6 separate regions of the Homo sapiens genome follow, and all the other regions are linked to region 1. A link is a contact called in ENCODE Hi-C or POLR2A ChIA-PET data. All regions are on one chromosome and are shown on one strand. The core of a region is the stretch at or near the end of the contact, and the rest is flanking DNA. Distances in the headings are between cores, read along the strand shown.

Evidence for each region. A loop is a pair of places that touch in the nucleus more often than their neighbours do. ChIA-PET counts read pairs that join two places held with the same protein, here RNA polymerase II (POLR2A). Pooled maps may share reads with other maps.
Region 2: a loop to region 1 is called in a pooled map, with 8 times the contacts of the local background. The contact joins the promoter of ATG2A here to the promoter of CFL1 in region 1. A Hi-C loop is called at or near these places in 2 of 168 maps with a recorded cell type or tissue (both CD8-positive, alpha-beta T cell) and 9 of 50 pooled maps.
Region 3: a loop to region 1 is called in a map of gastrocnemius medialis, with 14 times the contacts of the local background. The contact joins the promoter of SYVN1 here to the promoter of CFL1 in region 1. A Hi-C loop is called at or near these places in 2 of 168 maps with a recorded cell type or tissue (CD4-positive, alpha-beta memory T cell and gastrocnemius medialis), 2 of 37 single-sample maps with no recorded cell type and 10 of 50 pooled maps. POLR2A ChIA-PET finds 5 or more read pairs at or near these places in 5 of 52 experiments (CD4-positive, alpha-beta T cell, MCF 10A, activated CD4-positive, alpha-beta T cell and 2 more).
Region 4: a loop to region 1 is called in a map of gastrocnemius medialis, with 6 times the contacts of the local background. The contact joins the promoter of DPP3 here to the promoter of CFL1 in region 1. A Hi-C loop is called at or near these places in 2 of 168 maps with a recorded cell type or tissue (gastrocnemius medialis and posterior vena cava) and 8 of 50 pooled maps.
Region 5: a loop to region 1 is called in a pooled map, with 28 times the contacts of the local background. The contact joins the promoter of POLA2 here to the promoter of CFL1 in region 1. A Hi-C loop is called at or near these places in 10 of 50 pooled maps.
Region 6: a pooled map shows a loop between it and region 1 (9-fold over the local background). The contact joins the promoter of DPF2 here to the promoter of CFL1 in region 1. A Hi-C loop is called at or near these places in 3 of 50 pooled maps. POLR2A ChIA-PET finds 5 or more read pairs at or near these places in 3 of 52 experiments (CD4-positive, alpha-beta T cell, activated B cell and activated T-cell).

What each region holds. Positions count from the first base shown.
Region 1 is chr11:65,856,930-65,860,259 of GRCh38, forward strand. CFL1 (cofilin 1) reads right to left here and starts at 1,251. Exons shown (of 4, transcript NM_005507.3): 1 at 1,168-1,251. The coding sequence starts at 1,170. It also overlaps a transcript of MUS81 not described here. RefSeq lists silencers at 817-1,216, 2,627-2,706 and enhancers at 823-1,363, 1,297-1,346, 1,737-1,806, 2,367-2,456, 2,977-3,026 and 1 more.
Region 2 is chr11:64,915,475-64,918,804 of GRCh38, forward strand. It overlaps ATG2A (autophagy related 2A), which reads right to left and starts at 1,735. Exons shown (of 41, transcript NM_015104.3): 1 at 1,491-1,735. The coding sequence starts at 1,661. It also overlaps a transcript of PPP2R5B not described here. RefSeq lists a silencer at 1,647-1,956 and an enhancer at 2,007-2,136.
Region 3 is chr11:65,132,925-65,136,254 of GRCh38, forward strand. It overlaps SYVN1 (synoviolin 1), which reads right to left and starts at 1,595. Exons shown (of 16, transcript NM_172230.3): 1 at 1,532-1,595; 2 at 546-694; 3 at 236-328; 4 at 1-150. The coding sequence starts at 677. RefSeq lists silencers at 198-374, 2,091-2,274 and enhancers at 976-1,045, 1,334-2,237, 1,596-2,105.
Region 4 is chr11:66,478,667-66,481,996 of GRCh38, forward strand. It overlaps DPP3 (dipeptidyl peptidase 3), which reads left to right and starts at 1,768. Exons shown (of 18, transcript NM_130443.4): 1 at 1,768-1,799. It overlaps DPP3-DT (DPP3 divergent transcript), which reads right to left and starts at 1,583. Exons shown (of 4, transcript NR_120586.1): 1 at 1,373-1,583. RefSeq lists enhancers at 594-1,161, 1,738-1,907 and a silencer at 1,548-1,597.
Region 5 is chr11:65,260,470-65,263,799 of GRCh38, forward strand. It overlaps POLA2 (DNA polymerase alpha 2, accessory subunit), which reads left to right and starts at 1,493. Exons shown (of 18, transcript NM_002689.4): 1 at 1,493-1,902. The coding sequence starts at 1,824. RefSeq lists enhancers at 631-1,518, 1,513-1,762, 1,519-2,404.
Region 6 is chr11:65,332,001-65,335,330 of GRCh38, forward strand. It overlaps DPF2 (double PHD fingers 2), which reads left to right and starts at 1,852. Exons shown (of 11, transcript NM_006268.5): 1 at 1,852-1,918. The coding sequence starts at 1,887. RefSeq lists an enhancer at 2,104-2,153 and a silencer at 2,204-2,293.

The DNA of each region.
Region 1 (3,330 bases), core at 1-2,500:
CTCTGCGTCGTGCTTCGGGGTGCCCGAGCCAGGAGAGGGAGGGGCAATCCAAGGTAAATCTGGTCCCCCAAACTCCCCGGAACTGCAGAAGAAGCCGGCCACGTGACTCGGCCGCATCCGGAGTGGGCGGGGACAGGAGATCGGCTGGGCCCGGCCCCCTCACCAATGCAGAAACGCGTATCCGAGAGGCAGCAGCATCTCCAGGTCCCTAACCCTGTGGAATCGCCCTAAAACAACGGGTGTATCAGACCCATCTCCTGCAGGCAGGAGCCTGGGCAAGCTACATAACCTTCGGTTTTCTCAGCCCTCGGGCCGTATACAGGGGGCGGGGTGGTTTCCGGGCGGTGCCCGCCTGGGTCACTTCCCTAAACTCGGCTCCACCCTCACTCAGGCCCATCCGGGAAGGCCTCGCTGGCCCAGGGCTTCGGCACCGGCGGCCGGGCCTGAGCGTGCGCGCACGCGCCGACAGACAGCGCCGTTCCAGCCCTCGCCCGATGCACGGGTGAGAACGCAGCTCGTTAGATGCGCTCCCGAACGGGCCGCGGTCTCTGCGATGCCCCCTCCAAGCCTTGCGGTGCAAGGCCTTAATCGCAGGCACCCACGCCCCAACCGGGACCCCGTCTTCCCAGCATCACCCCTCGCCGCGCCAGCACCCGCCCCTCCCGGGCGCAGGCATCCCTGCCACCTGCTCCCGAGACGGACCCGGCTGCCGAGGGAGGGTGACGCGCAGACAGGAACAGCCTTGGGTGGGGCGCGCGCGCCGAGACCTCTCGCGCGCTTTTTCCTCGCCGCCCCCGGGCCGGGTTTGGACGCCGCATGCTCCAGTCGAGAGCGCGCCCCTAAGAAGAAAGGCGCGACGCCGGCCGTTCCGCGAGGGGCGCCCCAGCGCGCGCCCCGAACCCCTCCCCCCGCGGCCGGTGTCCGCGCGGGCGCACCAGCGGGTGGGGGAGGGGAGCCCAGGCGGAGCGCGAGCGACGTCCAGACCGGCCCTCCCCGGCGCCCACGGGCGCGCACGCGCATTCCGGCACCGCCCGCCCCTTCGTGCGAGACCCTCATCCCGCCCGGGGCGCTGGGGGAGGGGGTGCGGACGTCGCTCCCCAGTCGCTTCCCGCGCGCAGGCGACCGACCCGCAGCCGCCTCCCTCAGGCGCCGTGGCCTGCCGCTCACCATGTTTCCGGAAACGAAAAGGAGAGGGCACCGAGAGCCGCAGAAGACGAGAGCGCTGCAGCCGCTGCCGGGACCCGACTGAACGCGGCCTCTCCCGGCCCCTTCCGTTTAGTAGGAGCCGCACAATGAGGGGTGGGGCGGGCTTCCGGCGCTCCCACCGCGAGCCGACGGGAAATGGAGTCCGCTGGCCCTGCGCCGCCGCCTCGCTCGCTGGGTAACGGAGTCTTCCCGCCGGCCGGCTCCGAGCTGCAGTGCATGTAGGGAAATGTAGGCCCAGGTCCTGGGCGGCACCGCAGCGCGCAGCGCGAGCCCATTGGTCCAATTTCCCAGGAACCGCTCTGAGCCCGGCGAGGCGGCGCTCAGTAAAATGACCCGAAAACGATCCCCGACTAAGCGGCTCTTTATCCCACAGCAAAACGGCTTTCTTAAGACCCATCTGGTATTATCTGGATCCCTTGGCCTGAAATTTTTGAGTGAGGTTAGGGTTTTGCATTTCTGAATCGAAGCAACTATTGATTAGCCTGGAATCCCGACCTAAAGCAAAGGAAATCACAAGTATGAAGGCGTCGTCAGTCGGATAAACACTAGTACTCTGCATGTGTAAAGCCACTCTCGTCTCCTGAAAAAAGGCCATGTCCAACGTCAGTAAAACAAGAATAGGAGGAAAAGGCACAGGGGAAAGGTACAAGGAAATCTCTGAGAGCTTTGTTCTTGTTTAAAGATGTTTGGCAAAGTCATGAGGCGTTAAAGGGTAAAGACGAGGGTTTGTGCATTCAATTCAAGGCTTCTTTACATGCCTTTACGTGCCAATGAGAAGAAATAGATATTAAACCAGACTTGAACCCAGCTCTCGAGTTGATAGCCAGGTACATGGTTATTCTAACATCCGCAAAACTGAGACAAGTTCTGTGGTAGTATATGCCTTAAAAAAAAAAAGAAACGAGCGGGGGACTCCGGGATGATTTTGTTGTTCTAGAACAGTGACCACAGCCTCACACTCTGCAGGAAAAGACTGGGTCGCAAACAAGTCAGAGGCAAACCCAGAAAGGGAACTGGGGGCCCTAATCCTATAAACGGAATTAAGGGTGTAAACGGAGAGCGATGCCTGGGAGTGGGGTACCTTGCAGAGCATACCGGGGGTTGTAGTCGGGGACATTCCACAGCACCGCCCCCGCCCGGACTCCCGGCGCTCCAGGTGGAGACAGCAGCTTGACCCCGCCTCCCGCGAGCGACCCTACATGAATATGAGGCTAGCGCCCCCTTTTCTGAGCCTTAGAGTTTCCAAGAGCAACGGGGAGAGAGAGGGGGGCTTCGCAGTTACCCTGGAGACGCGCTCTCGCCCGCCCCCAGCCGCGGGATGCCCTAGATGTCCTTATTAGGACAAGAGACTCGAGGGGGCGGGGCCAGCCCGACAGCCGGCTTGAGGCTCCTTATAAGGCCGCGGCGGGCGGGAGGCGGGAGCCGGAGCCCATTGGTCCAATTTAGCTTGGCTGGGGCTACTGCGCCGTGGGCTAGGCACAGTCCTGAGGGGCGGGACTGGAGCTCTGGCGCCCACCTCTCCCTTCCTCGCAGGCTGGAGACCTGCGTGTTGCGACTTCCGGCATAGCAGCTAGAGGCCGGGTGCTGCTTCAAACCCTGGCGGGTCGCCTGTGTCCAACTCAGCTATACGTGTCTTTCAGGCTTCTCAGGTTGAAGCCCTTTGTAGGGTTTCCATCTTCAACCTCCCTGAGGGTCTCCCACTTCCGATTAGCCACAAAAATGACGAAGTGTTCTCCCCTCTACCTGTGTCTGGGCTTCTTAACCCGCAGCCTGCTCCTCCGCTCCCAAACCCAACCGCGTGCCCATCTCAGGCCTCCCCAACTGCCAGGATGCCCAAGCACCTCTTACTTACAGTCCTCCTTCCTCTAGGCCTCTGACCCCCGACATTCCGAGTTCTATTTTGGGCCTTCTCGGCACGTCCCCGACTTCCTCTCCACCACACACTCTTTGCCCTGTATCCCGGGGATGAGGATCACCATTTCCTCCAAGGGTCCTGCAGCTCCTCCTGCCTTACCTTTGTGTCCTCATCCCCGGCACCCATTTCTGGGTGTCCCTCCCACCAATACGTTTGCACCCGTTTGTCTCCTAGCCCCCGCCTCTCCTGGACTCTTTTCAAGACCAGTC
Region 2 (3,330 bases), core at 485-2,984, 940 kb before region 1:
TCTTTCTTTTCATGCCACTTCAGAGGCCCCAGATACTCAGTTTCTTTGGGGGCCTTCAAGGCGGGGCCTGCAGGCTGAGCTGGGAGGGAGGAGGGGCTGGTTATCAAGAAAGCGCCTGCATTCCACCAGGGCCCTAGAGAAGCCAATTCAATCCCCAACAAGAGGGCAGGGAACAGGAGTAGGGGCGTTTTCTGGAGCTGAAAGTAAAAAGGGGAAGCCTAGGGCTGGGTATGGTGGTTCATGCCTATAATCTCAGCACTTTGGGAGGCTGAGGTGGGAGGATCCCTTCAGGGGTTCAAGGCTAGCCTGGGCAACATAGCGAAATCCTGTCTCTATAAAAATAAAAAAGGGGCAGCCTAGAGACGGCCTTAGAGGCTGAGGCTAAGGTTAGAGGTCAGAGAGGGCTTCCTACACCAGAATTCACAGACAGCAGGCCACTGGGGGGTGCCCCCAGTTCAGGGCCCACGATTATCCTACCCCACATTTGCTCACCAGGGCCTGGCCTACCCCCAAAGCCTAGCTCTTCTGCCCAGATTAGCAGCCCCCTGAGTCCAGCCACAAAACTGAGAAGTCCCTGCCTCCATGCCCACCCCTGCTGCTCTGGACCTGGTGGATCGACCAGGACGCGCCTCTAATTGGTGGCTCCTTCAAAGCTCCCCAGGTCAGCTGAGCTGTGAGTCAGGGCTCCTCACCGTTCCCAGCCTCAAGCCTCTGACCTTACACCTCTTGGCCTCCCTAGCATCTCCCTTGGCCTCCTCCCGGCTTGAAGCCAGATCTCCCCACCTTTCCTCCAGGGCCTCCCTCCAGGCAGGGACACTGAGCCGGGGGGGTCGGTGGGAGATGTAGGTGGGGGCCATCCAGTCCCTCCCTAGACACCCACTTGGCCCATCCCACTCTCCCAAAAGCAGGAAGTAGGCAGCGACCCAGGCACACGAGGTGTTGATCAACACTGGTACTGACGTACTGACGCGGTTGTTGACATACACATCCGGTGGTTTGTTGATCCCACCTACGGGCTCAGGACCGTGGGGTCAAGAGGTCAGGGCACATGATCCACAGGTGTCCTCGCCAGGGCTCCGGACCCCTACCAGCTTCCCCCACCAGCTGCGCAGGCCCAAGTCTGTCACTGCCCTGGCCCAGCTCAGTTCCTACGCTCCCTCCCCAGCCCCTCCTCAGCCCGAGAGCCAACCTCCTTAACTCAGCCCCCAAACTCGACGAGTTTGTCTTGCATTCTCCAGACAGGTGATCTTGCCCTCTCCAGCCTCAGTTTCTCCTCCCGTGGAGACAGAAACCCCTTCCCGCTCAGTTTCTGGCTCTGGTAAGGAACTGAAGAGGCCAGCCGGGGTGCCTCTGACGCCTGGAGAGGGCAAGATTCCCCTGGCCTCTCTACGCCCGGTGCCTGATCCCCCAGCCCGATCCTGCCGCAGGGAGCCTCAGGTCGCTGCGCTCCCACCCTCCGCACCTTCCTGGACTCGGGCCTGGCTCCTCACCCAGATTTCCAGGTGGATGTCTCGCAGGGCAACGCTGCCCTTGTACAGATCGAGGCTGAGCTGGTCCAGGCTGAGGTGCTCTTGGAAGAAGTGACCTAAGTAGTGGTGCAGCAAGTAGCGGCAGACCCGCTCTTTCACACAGTTTGACCATGGCCACAGCCATCGTGACATCTCGGAGACCGCCGGGCCTGGGCCGCCTCCGCTTGCCGCCCGCCGGCGATCCCCGTCCGGCTCCGCTGTTCACTAGAGCCCCCGGCTCGCCCCGCCGCTTCTCTAGGCGCCAGGCCGCGCCTCCGGACGCCCAGCCACGCCCCCTACGCTCACTGTCATTGGCTATTGCAAAGGGCGAGGCCTACTGATTGGCTGCGCGGGGCGGAGCCTTCGGGCGCGAAAAAGGGACTGGGCTCTCTGCATGATATAGGGCTCTCAATCATGATTTACGCTTGCGTAAAGTACTGTGTGGGAGGACCTTTAACCTCCCCTCTACAGGCTCTGGGAAGGCTGTTGCTCCAGGTGCCGGCCCCTCAAAGGAATGCGCATGTGCTGATTCGTCCAACCACTTTAAGTGGTTGGGGAGGATTTAAAGGGACAGTGTCCCATCAAACTTCGTAGAAGCCTTCCCCAGAGGAGTAAACTCAGTGCGCGATCTTAAGCGCGCATCTGTGGAAACAATTAAGTGAGTAAACATTCGCATTTTGCAAAATCTTTTACCATCCTTTATCTCATTGAGCCCTCTTAATAATCGCTCAAGGTAGGGATTATTGCCACCGCTTTACAGGTAAGAAAACAGATTAAGATACGAGAAAGACCCTGCCTCAAAAACAAACAAAAATAAATAAGGGCTCTGAATCCATCACCAAGGAAGGTCTTTTTTCCCCTCCTCACCCCGGAATGCTCAGAGGGAGATTAACTGACCCTCCCTTCTCTCTGCCGTCGGTCAGGCCTTAGGCACCTCTCTGAAATAATAATAGCTTTTCATATCTCTAGTCCTAAAATCAAAGAATGGATTCTGCCTCCTTTAAGCAGGGGGGCATTGTTTTTGTACGGCCTTTGAGCTAAGTATGGTTTTTATGTCTTTTAAATGGTTAGGGGAAAAATCAAAAGAAGAATGAACTTTTCATGGCATGTGAAAAATCATATGAAATTCACATTCCAGTGTTTATACATAACGTTTTAGTGTCACACAGTCTTGCTCATTTGCTTAAGTTCTGCCCCGGGCTGCTTTCTTGCTACAAGAGCAGAATTCAGTACTTGAGACAGAGGCCTGCAAAGCCTAAAATATTTATTTTCTGGCCCTTCACAGAAAAAGTTTGCCAACCGCTGCTCTGTAGGGGGCAGCCACACAAAACCTCTTACATCATGGGCGACTTCAGGAACAGCCATAGGTAATTATGTTTCTTTTCTTTTCTTTTTGAGACAGACTCTCTCTGTCACCTAGGCTGGAGTGCAGTGGCACAATCTTGGCTCACTGCAACCTCTGCCTCCTGGGTTCAAATGATTCTGCTGCCTTGGCCTCCCAGAGTAGCTGGGATTACAGGCATGCACCACCGCACCCAGCTAATTACCGTGTTGGGCAGGCTGGTCTCGAACTCCTGACCTTAGGTGATCAGCCTGCCTTGGCCTCCCAAAGTGTTGGGATTACAGGCACGAGCCACCGTGCCCGGCCTATGTTTCTATTTTATTTATTTTTTTTGAGACAGAGTCTTGCTCTGTTGCCCAGGCTGGAGTGCAGTGGTGCAGTCTCCTCTCACGCAACCTCTGGCTCCTGGGTTCAAGGAATTCCTGAGTAGCTGGGATTACAGGTGTGAGCTACCCCACCTAGCCTGTGTTTCTATTTTAA
Region 3 (3,330 bases), core at 345-2,844, 720 kb before region 1:
GTCCACACGGTCCTCAGCCAGCCAGTGGAAACATTTGAGGAAGAGAAGAAGAGTGAAGAGTGCAACAAAGCGGGGGCTGAAGTCATCCCGAAAAACGGTGAAGGCCAGACAAGTCTCTGTGACGGCGTACCAGGAACGTTCCAGAAGGTGCTGGGGGCCAGGCAGGGAATAATGTGGATACCAAACATTCTTTCCCAGCACCCTGCCCTCACCTTTGGGGCAGCCGACATCTTACCTCCATCTCTGCTGCCCTCAGTTGCCCAAAGAACACCTTGCCCATCACCTTGCCCAGAAGGAAGACAAGGACAAAGGCCTGGATGTACAGGACCTAGGAGTGGGGAGAGGCTGTGGTTTGAGGTCACTTTCTGCTTTCCTCTCCTTGGGACTCATCATGCAGGATCCTCCACATCCTCATCACAGTTTATTCAAAGTTAGGCAGCTGGCGGCTACTTCCCTACTTACCTGACCTCTAGCCCCGCCCCTTGCCCAGGCAGACTCCTCCTTCCCTCCCAGGGAGTTCCTCCCTCCCTGAGCCCTGAACTCACTGCCATGCTGGGGCTGGACTTGGTCAGGTACACCACAGTGGGGTAGAACTGGTGTTTGAGGTAGTAGGCGTGAGCCACCACAGCCCCGGTCAGCGCCAGGCTGGCCGCCATCATCACTGCCGTGCGGAACATTGCCCTGGCCCGGAGACCTGCATGGGGCAAGAAAATAACTTATGTGATGCTCGTGCTGTGCAAAATAGCCCGGTGCCTGGCACAGCCTCAATTCATAGGAGAAAGTGGGGGGGAAATCACATTTCGCCCTCGAAATCATCAGACAAAGAATAGCTTACGCTACCCCATTTTACAAATTAGACTCGAAGGGGTTAAGTGATCACACTGACGCAAGGCCTGGAACCTGGGTCAGTCTTGCTTCAAATCTAGGGCTCTTTCCACGCTGCCTGCCAAGCCGCCTCCTCTAGGGAGGTGATGAGGAAAAGCTGCAATGTTGGAGGAGGGGGAGCTGCACCGCTGACCCTCCGGTGGAGAAGATGGGGTGGGAGGCAACAGCAGAAATCTGCTCCAGGGGCGGGAATGCGCAGCCAGGGCTGAGAGCAGCCAAGGCACAGAGGATAGCAGGCTGGGCAGGCGACAGCGCCGGTGACAGCTGTGTTAGGGTGGGCAGTTCGGACGCCCGCCCTGCGGGAGCGGGCGGGGAACGTCAGCCTGGAATCCTGGGGTCCCCCGACCCCCGGAGTAGTGTCAACTCAGAGCACCACAAAAACAGCGGGACGGGAGAGAGCAGCAGCGGGACGGGAGGAGCCGGGTCGCCCTCGCGGCCGCGCACCTGTGAGCACCAGGAGTTGCGGGCGTCGCAGGCAGGGCCCAGGCTTGAGCAAAGCGGCCGCACCGGCGTCTGAGGTCTCCGGCCAGCTGACAGGCCGAAAGCGTGCGGCGGGGCTGAGGGGCGTGCCGACTCCGGAGACCTCAAGGGGAAGGTTCGGGTCCCGACCCCAACCACAACTCGGGCCAGACTTCGCCCCACTCACCAGGAACCCAGCGCCGCGAGCCCGCTCAATCCGCGCGACTGCGGCTGCCCCTCCGGTTAACAACACTCCCCACCCCCTGCGAACCGGAACTTCGGGGGTCAGACACCTCACTTCCGGCGGCGCGGGGCGCGGCGTGGGTCGTACCAAGTGCGTCCTGCCCTGGCTCGCACTGCGCCCTACGTGGGCCCATAGCAATGGTGTCACCACCGTATCTGGGGTGATGTCTACGGGGAAGGGCTGGGCAAGAGGTCCGAGAGGTGGTCGGAAGGTAATAAGGCAACAGGGGGGAGTCGGAGGTCCCCCTATTATTTATTAGTCACAGATGGTATGGCTCCTGCGCTGAGTGGCCTCCTCGGACTGGGGGACTCGGCCCCGCGAGCAGCTGGGAAGGGGAGCCGCTTGCGGGCTGTACCACCTGGAGCGGGGAGTAGGCCAGGGACAGACTATACAAGCCTGAGGGGAATGAAATGTTTTCTTAAACATTTAGGGAGAGTCACAACAGTTTGACAAATACGGTGCTCTCTGAGAGAACTGGATGCGGAAAACAAAAATTTGTCTTCTCCATGATCACCCCCACAAGTTGTGTGGGAGTGAGTTGGGTCCCGTGGCTGCCACTGATTGGTTGCGATAAGTTACGCGGCCCAATAAGAAAAAGAATGTACCTTTGCTGGCCTATAGAAAGGGGAAAGCAGGTGAGTGGTTGTTAGGGGCGGACAGCTGCGTTGCCTAGGCCCTGGTCCCGCTCCAGTTGGCTGAGAGTAGGGAAAGCTCAGTCCTTGGGCGAGTGATCCCTGGCTGGCCTCCGGGAACGTTTGCCGCGCCAGGACAGGGAGGGACAACCAGGTGTACCCGAGACTGGGAGATTAATTCCTGCTAATCTTGGGACGGAAGTGTTCTGTTTGTTCAAAGGAATTGACTTCAGCGTCGCAGGCCTGCCCGCATCTCAGTGTCTGATTTTGCTGCCCATGTGTTGTTCAGCTCTGAGCCATAAGCAAGACCCCCACTGGTCCTGGGCTGCACTGTATTTTAGTTCGTGTCTGGGTCGCAGCCAACTAAGCCTGCTGATTAACAAAATGGAGCTAATGCATCCACTTTGTGCCTTGCGTTTTCCTCCGTCATCTCATTTAATCATCAATCACTAAGGTTTATGAGCTAGGGGGTGCTACCCCCTCCCCCGAAACGTGGGGCAATTGAAATTCAAAGGCTTACCAAAACCTGTCCTAGGATTGGCGCCAGGTCTGTCTGCCTCTAAATCTCTGTGCTGTTGGTCTCAGCCATCTTCCCTGCCACCTGTTGACTTGACAGTTTCAGCTTATAACCAGTCAGAGTTGGCTTCCCCGTAAGGCCACGTATAACTTTTTTTCCCCCTTTTCTTTTTATTTATTTATTTATTAATTTTTGCGACAGGGTCTTGCTCTGTCGCCCAGGCTGGAGTGCATTGGCGCCATCAGGGCTCATTGCAGCCTCGACCTCCCGGGCTCAAGCGATCCTCCCACCTCAGCCCCACAAGGTGTTGGGATTACAGGCGTGAGCCACAACACCTTGCCTATCTGTAACTTTCTAGTGACTGCATCCAATGGTTGGCTTTCAGCCCTTGCTTGACTCAACCTCTCTCCCCTTCTTGAAAGTCTCCTCCCTAAGCTTCTGTGATCCACATGCCTCTGCTCCTCTTTTCTCTCTGGCTATGCATGTGTCCTCTTCTCTTTACCTGATGTCCTTCTCTTTACTTTTCCTGCATGATTTCCTCTGCTCCAGTCCAGCCCCTGACCCAGGTGCTGATGATTTCCTTGTGTGGTCTC
Region 4 (3,330 bases), core at 518-3,017, 620 kb after region 1:
GGATAACAGTCACTACCTCGCCAGGTGGTTGTGAATATACAGAGAGCACCTGTAACACAGTTGATTCGTAACTGTTGCTCCTCACCGACCCCTTTTGCATTCCCATGGGGAAGAGCCAAGGCTGGGGAGTTATGACTCCAGTGATAGACTGCTCCATGTGAGTGACTGTGTGTGTGTATCTCTATGTTGGGGCCAGGGATATCTGAACTGTGTGGTGTTATAGGAGTCGGCGAACCTCTTAGCCTCAGTTTCCCTATCTGTACAATGGGTAAAGTGATCATACCTCAGGATTTTTGCAAGAATTAAATGAGGTCCTCCATGCCAAACTGCTAGCAAGGGACCTCAGTATATGCTCATCTTATCTGTGATCATAAAAATGTGATCACGTAGCTGGTTGGGGGGTCCTGAGAGCACTGGGGTCTTTTCCTTGCCTGAGCTGCCCCCTGCTGGCAGTGGGCAGCACTACCTCCCTTACCTGTGCACATTTCAACTTCACCTGTCAGCCAACTTTATACCCATTTTAAAGACAATGAAAACGGAGGCACAGGAAAGAAGAGGGGTGACTTTCCTAAGGACACCGACCAACTTGTTGAACTCCCCCATATAACAAGTAATCATCAAAGCTAACAGCTTGTAACACTGTTGTGTCAAGCAGGGCCTTGGGCACCTTTGTGGATGAGAAACTGGTGTCTATGGTAAGCAGAGGCTGTCTGGCCTAGACACGGGCGTAGCAAGGAGACCGTGCGGGATTTCAGTACCCAAACGCCCCTCACCCTGCGCAACTATAGGGAGCGGCACTGCAGTCAACACATCACAACTTACAATATCCCTTGGATTGGATTCAATTATTAGCCTGGTTTTCCGGTTCATAAAGCCAAGACTCCCAGACAACCTCACTCCACCCCCCAGTCTGACCCTGGGCCCTCACCACTACTCCCCATTTGGCCTAGGCCCTTCCGCATGCCCCACCCAGACCGTGGTCCCGTGAGTCCGTCCAGACCTGTAAAAGTGGACCGCGGGCCCGCCTCTGCTCTGGACTCCCTTTCGGGGCCGCAGGAGGCTTTCTCATCCATCAGGCATCTGGCAAGCACCAGGAAACTACCAGCCTGTTTGTGCTAAGGAAACTGAGGCTCGGGAATGTTTAGCGGCTCCTTCCAGGCCCGTGGCGGGTGGGTGGTGGTACAGTGAAGCAGTCGAGGCGTTTCTCCGCGCCCCTACACGGGTGGGACCACCTCAGCCCTGGCCCGATCCCACTCAACCGTAGCCCCGATTCCCGGCACCGAGAGCTTTGCAACTTCCAAGTCTCCACCCCCAGGTCCCGAGTCCCGAGAGGAAGGTGGAGCCACATTACTCCTATTGTGTAGGTTCCCACCTGCAAGAGTGCTGTCGGGTCCTCTGAGGTGAAACCCCAAAGGAAAGCGGGATCGGGACTGGGGGAGGGGGATTCCCAAGTCCCTGACACCCGCGCCGTCTCGGCCTGGGCTTGGTGACCTCGTCAGTCCCGTCTGCCGGGACTAGGCCGCGGCCAGGCCGGGCACAGCGGTACCCGGTCCGGCGCGTGTGCGGCCTGCTGACAAAAGGCCGAGCCCGCAGGGCCAATCCGCGCGCCACCCCGTAGCGCCTGGGGGCGGGAGCGGGCGAGCCGAGAAGCTCGTCTTGGCGCGTCTATTGGCTGGTACTGACGCCCATCCGGACCCCGAGGCCAGGCAGTTGGCCAAGGGGGGCGGGGTTCGCAGAGCCCCAATGAATGGGGGAGCCGGAAGCAGGAAGTGAGTTTGCGAACGGAGCAGCTGCTGCAGGTGAGGCGCGGCGCCTGGGCTTTTGGGGTCAAAGCGTGTCATCCCGGGGGACCAAGGCGAATCCATACTGAGCGCAAAATCGTTCCCTTTCTGCCCACTCTCCAGTACCCCCTCCAAATTCACCCCGCCCTCGAGGCCAAGGAGTGCTCCGGGGAGCAAAGAGTTAACAGCCCTTTCCGAACCTCGAGGCTGTGCTATTGGGGCGGGGCTTCTGGAGGCCGGGGCAGGGCGAGGAGGCTGGACACTCTGTCCCAGCCGGGACGGGGCGTGGCGGGGAGAATGCCCCGGGTTGGGGAATCCCCGGGTTCCAACGGGGCTGTCAGACCTTCAGTAAATTGTTGCCCTTTCCAAGCCTCAGTTTCCCTATCTGTAAAATGGGCTTTCTTCTGGTTGTGAACTTCTGTGGCTTCCCTGGTGGAGCACAGGGAGCGAGCAGGAGAATGGAGGGCCAAGGAAAAGGCATTTAGAGGGATGAGAATGGGACAGTTTCAAGCAAAATCATTTATTGCTGTGGATACTTTCCGTCCAGGGCGACTTCATCTGATTAGCGCACCCACCTGGTAATATTGGGGTTATTCTCTCTTTTATAGAGGAGGAAACGGAGGTACAGAAAAGTGAAGCAATGGACTTGACTTTTAGGAGTCTGGGGCCGAGTCCTGGCTAAAGGCTGAGCCTTCCAGCTGGCGGCCTGGCACTTTATCCTTGTGAGCACAGTGGAAAGTGTAAAGAATTCTGAACAAAGGCCAGGCGCGGTGGCTCACGCCTGTAATCCCAGCACTTTGGGAGGCCAAGGCAAGCAGATCGCTTGAGGCCAGGAGTTCGAGACCAGCCTGGACAAAATAGCGAGACCCCGTCTCTATCAAAAATACAAAAAATTAGCTGGGCATGGTGATGCACGCCTGTAGTCCCAACTACTTTGGAGGCTGAGGCAGGAGAATCGCTTGAACCCGGGAGGCGGAGGTTGCAGTGAGTCAAGATCATGCCACTGCACTCCAGCCTGGGCAACTAAGTGAGACTCCGTCTTAAAAAAATAATACTGAACAAGGAAGCAGGGAGGGGCCTGGGCTGGGAGCCTAGAGATGAGGATCTCTGCTGCTGATGTCTCCATTGTGGGATTAGGCAAGGCTCTTAGCCTCTCTGAACCTCAGTTTCCCCATCTGTAATACTAGGTAGTTAGAGTCAATCAATTTTTTTTTTTTTGAGGTGGAGTCTCACTCTGTTGCCCAGGCTGGAGTGCAATGGTGCGGTCTCAGCTCACTGCAGCCTCCACCTCCTGGGTTCAAGTGATTCTCCTGCCTCAGCCTTCCCAGTAGCTGAGATTACAGGTGCCTGGCACCAAGCCTGGCTAATTTTTGTATTTTTAGTAGAAAGGAGGTTTCACCATGTTGGTCAGGCTGGTCTTGAACTCTTGACCTCAGGTGATCCACACACCTCGGCCTCCCAAAGTGCTGGGATTACAGGTGTGAGCCACCATGCCTGACCTTAGAGTCAATCTTTAAGGTTTAGGGACTACAGACCAAATATGGTCCAC
Region 5 (3,330 bases), core at 243-2,742, 600 kb before region 1:
ATCACAAGAACCCGCCACCACCGCCCGCTAATTTTTTGTAGAGAAGGGGTTTCGCCACGTTGCCCAGGCCGATCTTGAACTCCTGGGCTCAAGTTAAGGGAGGAGACCACCCCTCATATTGTCTTACGCCCAATTTCTGCCTCCAAAGAAAGAAAAAGTAAAACTAAAAGGCAGAAATGAAATCCACAAGCAGACAGCCCGGCCTCACACCCTAGGCTTGGTAAAGATGGACCCCTGACCTAATCAGTTATGTTATCTATAGATTACAGACACTGTATAGAAAAGCACTGTGAAAATCCCTATCCTGTTTTGTTCTGATCTAATTACTGGTGCATGCAGCCCCCAGTCACGTACCCCCTGCTTGTTCAATTGATCACGACCCTCTCAGGCGCACCCCCTTAGAGTTGTGAGCCCTTAAAAGGGACAGGAATTGCTCATTCGGGGAGCTCGGCTGGTGAGACAGGAGTCTTGCCGATGACCCCAGCCGAATAAACCCCTTCCTTCTTTAACTCGGGTGTCTGAGGAGTTTTGTCTGTGGCTCGTCCTGCTACAAAGTGATCCGCCTGCCTCGGCCTCCCAAATGCTGGGATTACAGGCGTGAGTGACCGCACCTGGCCTGGGATGGACATTTTAAAGGTTCCTGATACATATTGCTAAATTGTTTTCTCGAAACGCTCTATACCATCCCACCAGCATTGTATGACGCCTACGGTTGAGATTTTTGGCTCAAAGAATTACGGTGTATTTCAAGGGGAGAACCCTCTTCTCATCTTACCCCTAAACTCTATCCTTGAGTGACCTACCTTCACTCCCAAGCCTCCAGTCACCCACTGGGAATCTCTACCTGGAAATCCCAGAGGCACTCAAACTTAACGTGTCCAAAACTAAATTATCCGTCACCTTCCCACCTCATATCCCCCCAAATGCCCCAGATTCAGAAAACATACCCATCACTGTGGCTGGCACCACGGTGATAAGCACGATAATAACCATGGCAACCAGATTCCCTACTGAAGCCATTCTTTTAGGATGAACCAAGGGCACAACAGGCAGAGATGACAAGGGGAATGGAGAAGGGGGTACAGTAAGTTTTAGATAGTCGAAGGCACGCGCACGACAACGCCTGCGCACCACGGAACAGGGCAAAAGGGTGACAAACATGCGCCACTGAGTTTTATCGAGCAGCCGATGCCCAGAAAACAGGCATCCGCACACAGACTCAGTTTCCTTGTAGGCAACTCCCGGGCGTTGCGAGTCACAACCGGCATTCTCGCGCCGTGAGAGAGAACTGCGCAGCTGCTGACTGGCGGGCCGCCAGGCGCGTGCGTAGAGACGCCCACACGCCCGCTGATGCGCACGCGCCCTGGGCCGCGCGTGCGCGCGTGGGGTTCCGGAATGAGCCGGGGAAAGCAAGGGGAAGGTTTGGGGTTGGCTCCCGGTTTCGCGCATGCGTGCACTGCACAAACCATTTGGCGGGTTTTTCCGGCCACTCAGTTCTGCCACCGTCACTGAGAAGCTCAGCGGTAGCTTTTGGGAAGCAGGACGTTCTCACCAGGAGAGCGTCCTCTCGAGATTTCTGCTCCCTCCATTCAGGGCGTTTGGGAGCCACCCCTTCATTTTTTAAAAAAAGTATTTCTCTGTGACCGACGGCCGGGGCCTTCTGACGGTCTGAGGTCTTGCTTGGGCCAGTCACCTCCTGTCACGGTCCGCGGAGGGGGGAAGGATAAGAGGGCGAGGAGCTCATCGCTCGCCACCCCCGTGGGCTTCTTGGGCGCAGGTCGGAGCTGGGTGGGCCGGCTCCCCGGCCCCTGGCTTGGGCGACCATGTCCGCATCCGCCCAGCAGCTGGCGGAGGAGCTGCAGATCTTCGGCCTAGACTGCGAGGAGGCTCTAATTGAGAAATGTGAGTCCCGCACCCCTCCCGCCCTGCAGCCGTGCTCCACGCTCTCGCCCGAGTTCCTCGGCGCCTAGAACCGAAAGTGGAGCGCTTCCAATTTCCACTTCCCCTGGAGCAGAGTTCTCGGTGGCTGTGAGATGAAGAATCAAACTTGAGTTTTGAGATTTAGGATGTGGGGACTTTGAAATGCCCACCGGGTACCGCTTGGATGCCAAATCAAAAATAGGAATATGCAGCACGATTTTAAACCAACTCGAAGTTCCCGAAAGGCGGAATTGGGATGTGCTAGATAGAGACTAGGCACTGGTGGCACCTGAGTTTGGAAATTGTTGAAGCCCCGGTAACAAAGCAACAGATGTGGGGGTTTTGAAATGTAGCTTTTTATTCTTGGCTCCTCCCTTTCCAGCCTACACCTTAAACCTCTGCTGATCCATCAGTTATTTTATCATAGCTGTTGGTGGTCTGTGCAAATATGAATCCCTTGAGGTAGGTTCCTAAAATTGAATTTGAGCTGTGGAAGGAGCTTTAGGGAGCTTTACAGATGGAGAAACAGACAAGGAAAGCTAATTGCCTGAGCTGTCTGTGAAGCCAGGTGTCCTGCCTTGGAGTCCCGTGCTGCATCATACGGGTCCATCGTGTTGGTCAAGCTGTAGAGCAGTGTAAGGAGTCATTTGAAGCAAAGCCTGGGAGATGTGGAAGTTCTAGAATCGGTATGAATGTGCACCTGCCTTAACCACTCAACACTTTGAACTTCTTATATACAAAAAGATAACGAAACGTTAATTTATGGTGAGAAATTCCTTTCAGAAACCAGAATACTTCAAGTCTTCATGCCCAGTGCCTTCTCTCTCTCTCTTTTTTTTTTTTTTTTTTTTTGACAGTCTTGTTTTATCACCCAGGCTGGAGTGCAGTGGTGCAATCTCGGCTCACTTCAGCCTCCGCCTCCCAGGTTCAAGCGATTCTCCTGCCTCAGCCTCCCAAGTAGCTGGGATTACAGGCGCCCGCCACCAGGCCCGACTAATTTTTTTTTGTACTTTTAGTAGAGAAGGGGTTTCACCATGTAGGCCAGACTGCTCTCGAACTCCTGACCTCAAGTGATCCACCCACCTTGGCCTTCCAAAGTGCTGGGATTACAGGCATAAGCCAGCAGGCTCGGTCCTTCTCTTTTTAAAAGAAGACTAGCCAGGTGTGGTGGCTCACGCCTGTAATCCCAGCATTTTGGGAGGCCAAGGCAGGTGGATAATCTGAAGTCGAGAATTTGAGACCAGCCTGACCAACATGGAGAAACCCTGTCTCTACTAAAAATACAAAATTAGTCGGGCGTGGTGGCGCATGCCTGTAATCCCAGCTACTCAGGAGGCTGAGGCGGAAGAATCGCTTGAACATGAGAGGCAGAGGTTGTGGTGAGCCGAGATCACACCATTGCACTCTAGC
Region 6 (3,330 bases), core at 602-3,101, 520 kb before region 1:
GCTAGCTGCATATAATTGGAAAGGCAGCTTATGAACCCAGCATCAATAGCTTTCAGTTCTTTTAGGATTGTTTAAGAAAAGGTTACATCAGCTGGCCAGGCGTGGTAGCTCATGCCTGTAATCCCAGCACTTGAAAGCCTAGGCGGGCGGAACACATGAGGTCAGGAGTTCGAGACCAACCTGGCCAACGTGGTAAAACTCTGTCTCTACAAAAAATACAAAAATTAGCTGGGGGCACCTGTAATCCCAGCTACTCGGAAAGCTGAGGCAGGAGAATCACTTGAACCCAGGAGGTGGAGGTTGCAGTGAGCTGAGATAGTGCCACTGCACTCTAGCCTGGGCTGGAAGGAAGAATTTGTTAAGGAGCGACAAGAGCAAAACTCCGTCTCAAAATAAATAAATAAATAAATATAAACAAATAATGTTGTTACGAACATTCTTGTACAGCTTTATTTTTTTTTTTTTGAGACGGAGTCTCGCTCTGTCACCCAGGCTGGAGTGCAGTGGCGCGATCTTGGCTCACTGCAAACTCCGCCTCCCAGGTTCACGCCATTCTCCCACCTCAGCCTCTCCAGTAGCTGGGATTACAGGCGTCCGCCACCATGCCCGGCTAATTTTGTTTTTGTATTTTTAGTAGAGATGGGGTTTCACCATGTTAGCCAGGACGGTCTCGATCTCCTGACCTCGTGATCCGCCCACCGTGGCCTCCCAAAGTGCTGGTATTACAAGCGTGAACCAATGCTCCTGGCCTGTTTTTTTTTGTTTTTTTTTTTTAAGAGACAGGATCTTGCTATGTTGCCCAGGCTGGTCTTGAACCCCTGGGCTCAAGTGATTCTCCCACCTCACCCTCTCAAGTAGCTGGGATTACAGGCATGAGGCATTGCACTCAGCTTCTTGTACAGCTTTCTTGTGTGTATATCCAGGAGTGGACTTTGCTGGGTCATAGGGTATGTGTATTTTCAGCTTTAGTGATTATATTTATATATATATATATATATATACATATGTATATATATACATATGTATATATATGTGTATATATATATATGTATATATGTGTATATATATATGTGTATATATATATGTATATATATTTTTTTTCCTTTTTTTTTTTTTTTTTCTTGAGATGGAGCCTCGCTCTGTTGCCCAGGCTGGAGTGCAGTGATGTGGCTCCAGTGGCTCACTGGAGCCTCAAACTCCTGGGCTCAAGTGATCCTCCCACCTCAGCCTCCCTAGTAGCTGGGATTACAGGCATGCACCACCATGCCCAGCTAATCTTTTTTCTTTTTCTTTTTTTCCTTTATTTATTTATTTATTTATTGAGAAGGAGTCTCGCTCTGTCGCCCAGGCTGGAGTGCAGTGGCGCGATCTCGGCTCACTGCAAACTCCGCCTCCCGGGTTCACGCCATTCTCCTGCCTCAGCCTCCCGAGTAGCTGGGACTACAGGCGCTCGCCACCACACCCGGCTAATTTTTTGTATTTTTAGTAGAGACGGGGTTTCACCGTGTTAGCCAGGATGGTCTCCATGTCCTGACCTCGTGATCCGCCCGCCTCGGCCTCCCAAAGTGCTGGGATTACAGGCGTGAGCCACCGCGCCCGGCCCCGGCTCCTGCTCCTCTAAATATTAGAGGCAAGCCTCGAACCGGAGCTCCGGGATGCATGCCAATCTCCGGTTGCGCCTGCGCGTCGGGCTCCCGTGGGGTCCACGCATTTCCTACCCGGCCCCCGCGAACAGGCGTAAAGCTCTTTCTTCAGTGCTCGCTCTAGTGCGCGCGCCCGGACGGCGCCTGCGCAGAGGGCAAGGAACCTGGTACCCCGGTGCGGTCCCGGCGCCTGCGCGCTGCGGACTGTGGGGCTTCTCGGCCCGAGGCAGAGGAACAGGGAAGATGGCGGCTGTGGTGGAGAATGTAGTGAAGCTGTGAGTGGTCGTTTCTTTCTCTCCTAGGGCGGCAGGTTTTGTAAAGGGCCTGGGAGTAGGGGGCGGTGGGGGAAGGGACTAGGCGGAGAGAGGGACATCCCCGGGAAAGCCATGTTGCGACTCCTGGTGGGGAGGGCAACAGGAGACTCCGGAGAAGACGTTGCGCTTCTTTGGAAACTTGTGGAGGCCCTGGTGGGGGCACACTGGAGCCCCGACGGGCGGCATCCCTGCGGGGCTGTGTGGCCTCAGCGTTCCTCGGGGCTGACGGTTTCCAGAGCATGGCGCCCTGCCTGCACGCGAGACTCACCGTCCCGGTCCTCTCCCGAGACGCCTCAGTCCGGAGGAGCGGGGCCGAGGCCCGGGCGGCCCTACGGCTGGCCCGCCGCCCACCCCGCCCCGTCCCGTCCCGTTCGCTGCAGCAACAGGCTCGGCGGCCCCTGCGGAGTGCACTGCGGGGCTGGCTGTTTCAGTTCCAGGCAGCCCCGTGATGTTTGGGAGGATCTTGGGTGGCAGGTACCTAAGACTACAAATATTCTTGGGAAGAATTTATCGAGGAGCGGATCCAGAAGGGAAGGAACTTCAGGGGAGTGGGCCTTGGCCCCGTCCAGTAGCAGCCATCAAAAACCTGCAACTGGACCGAAGCCGTTCAGGACAGCTTAGCCTAAAGGGGCATCTAGGTGGGCATTCTTCCTATTATACGATACCATTGTGCTGGTCAGATTTCAAGCAAAGTTAAAGTTAATAGCTGTTGGGGCCATGGACGCTGGCCTATGAACTGCTTCCTGTGAGTTAAAGATGCTTTGGGACTTGATTTATTCCTACAGAAGAATCAGAATGAGTTTTAGATTGGGTTAATGCATGGTGGGCGAATAGAGCTTCTTTTAATGGGTATGTTGGGCTTGGTGCAAGGGTGGGAAAATTGAGTGGTGTCTAGCTGTCCAGTCAGGGTTTTTGCATTTTGACTGGATGACGAGGTAAAGGTTCGGTAACTCTTCTAAGGGACTCACAGCTTCTCATCTGTCTTTGTCGTGGCCTGAGCCCCACTCTTCCTAAGAGCCTTTTTAAAGAGTAAGTTGCTTCTCCCTCCTGCCTGAAGCCTTTTCTTTGAGAATGCTTTCCCACTTCCATTAAGCTAAGTGCCTTTCCTCCTCTTGTGGTTTGTTTTTTTTTTTTTTAAGTTGCTTTCTGCTCTATCCTGCTGTCTCTTTCAGCCACCCCTCCTCCCAACGCTATTGTCTTTCTCTCTGATCTGCCCACTCCAGTTTCCCCAGCTCTTTCTTCAGGCTGACATTTTTCTCAATTTAGAAATGACACTGTTGATCTACCATTTATCCAGTTATCCTTCCTGACTCAGATGTTCTTTCTTTGTTTCCCTGCGTCTTTGTTGACTTCCCTCATCCCATTGTAAGGGG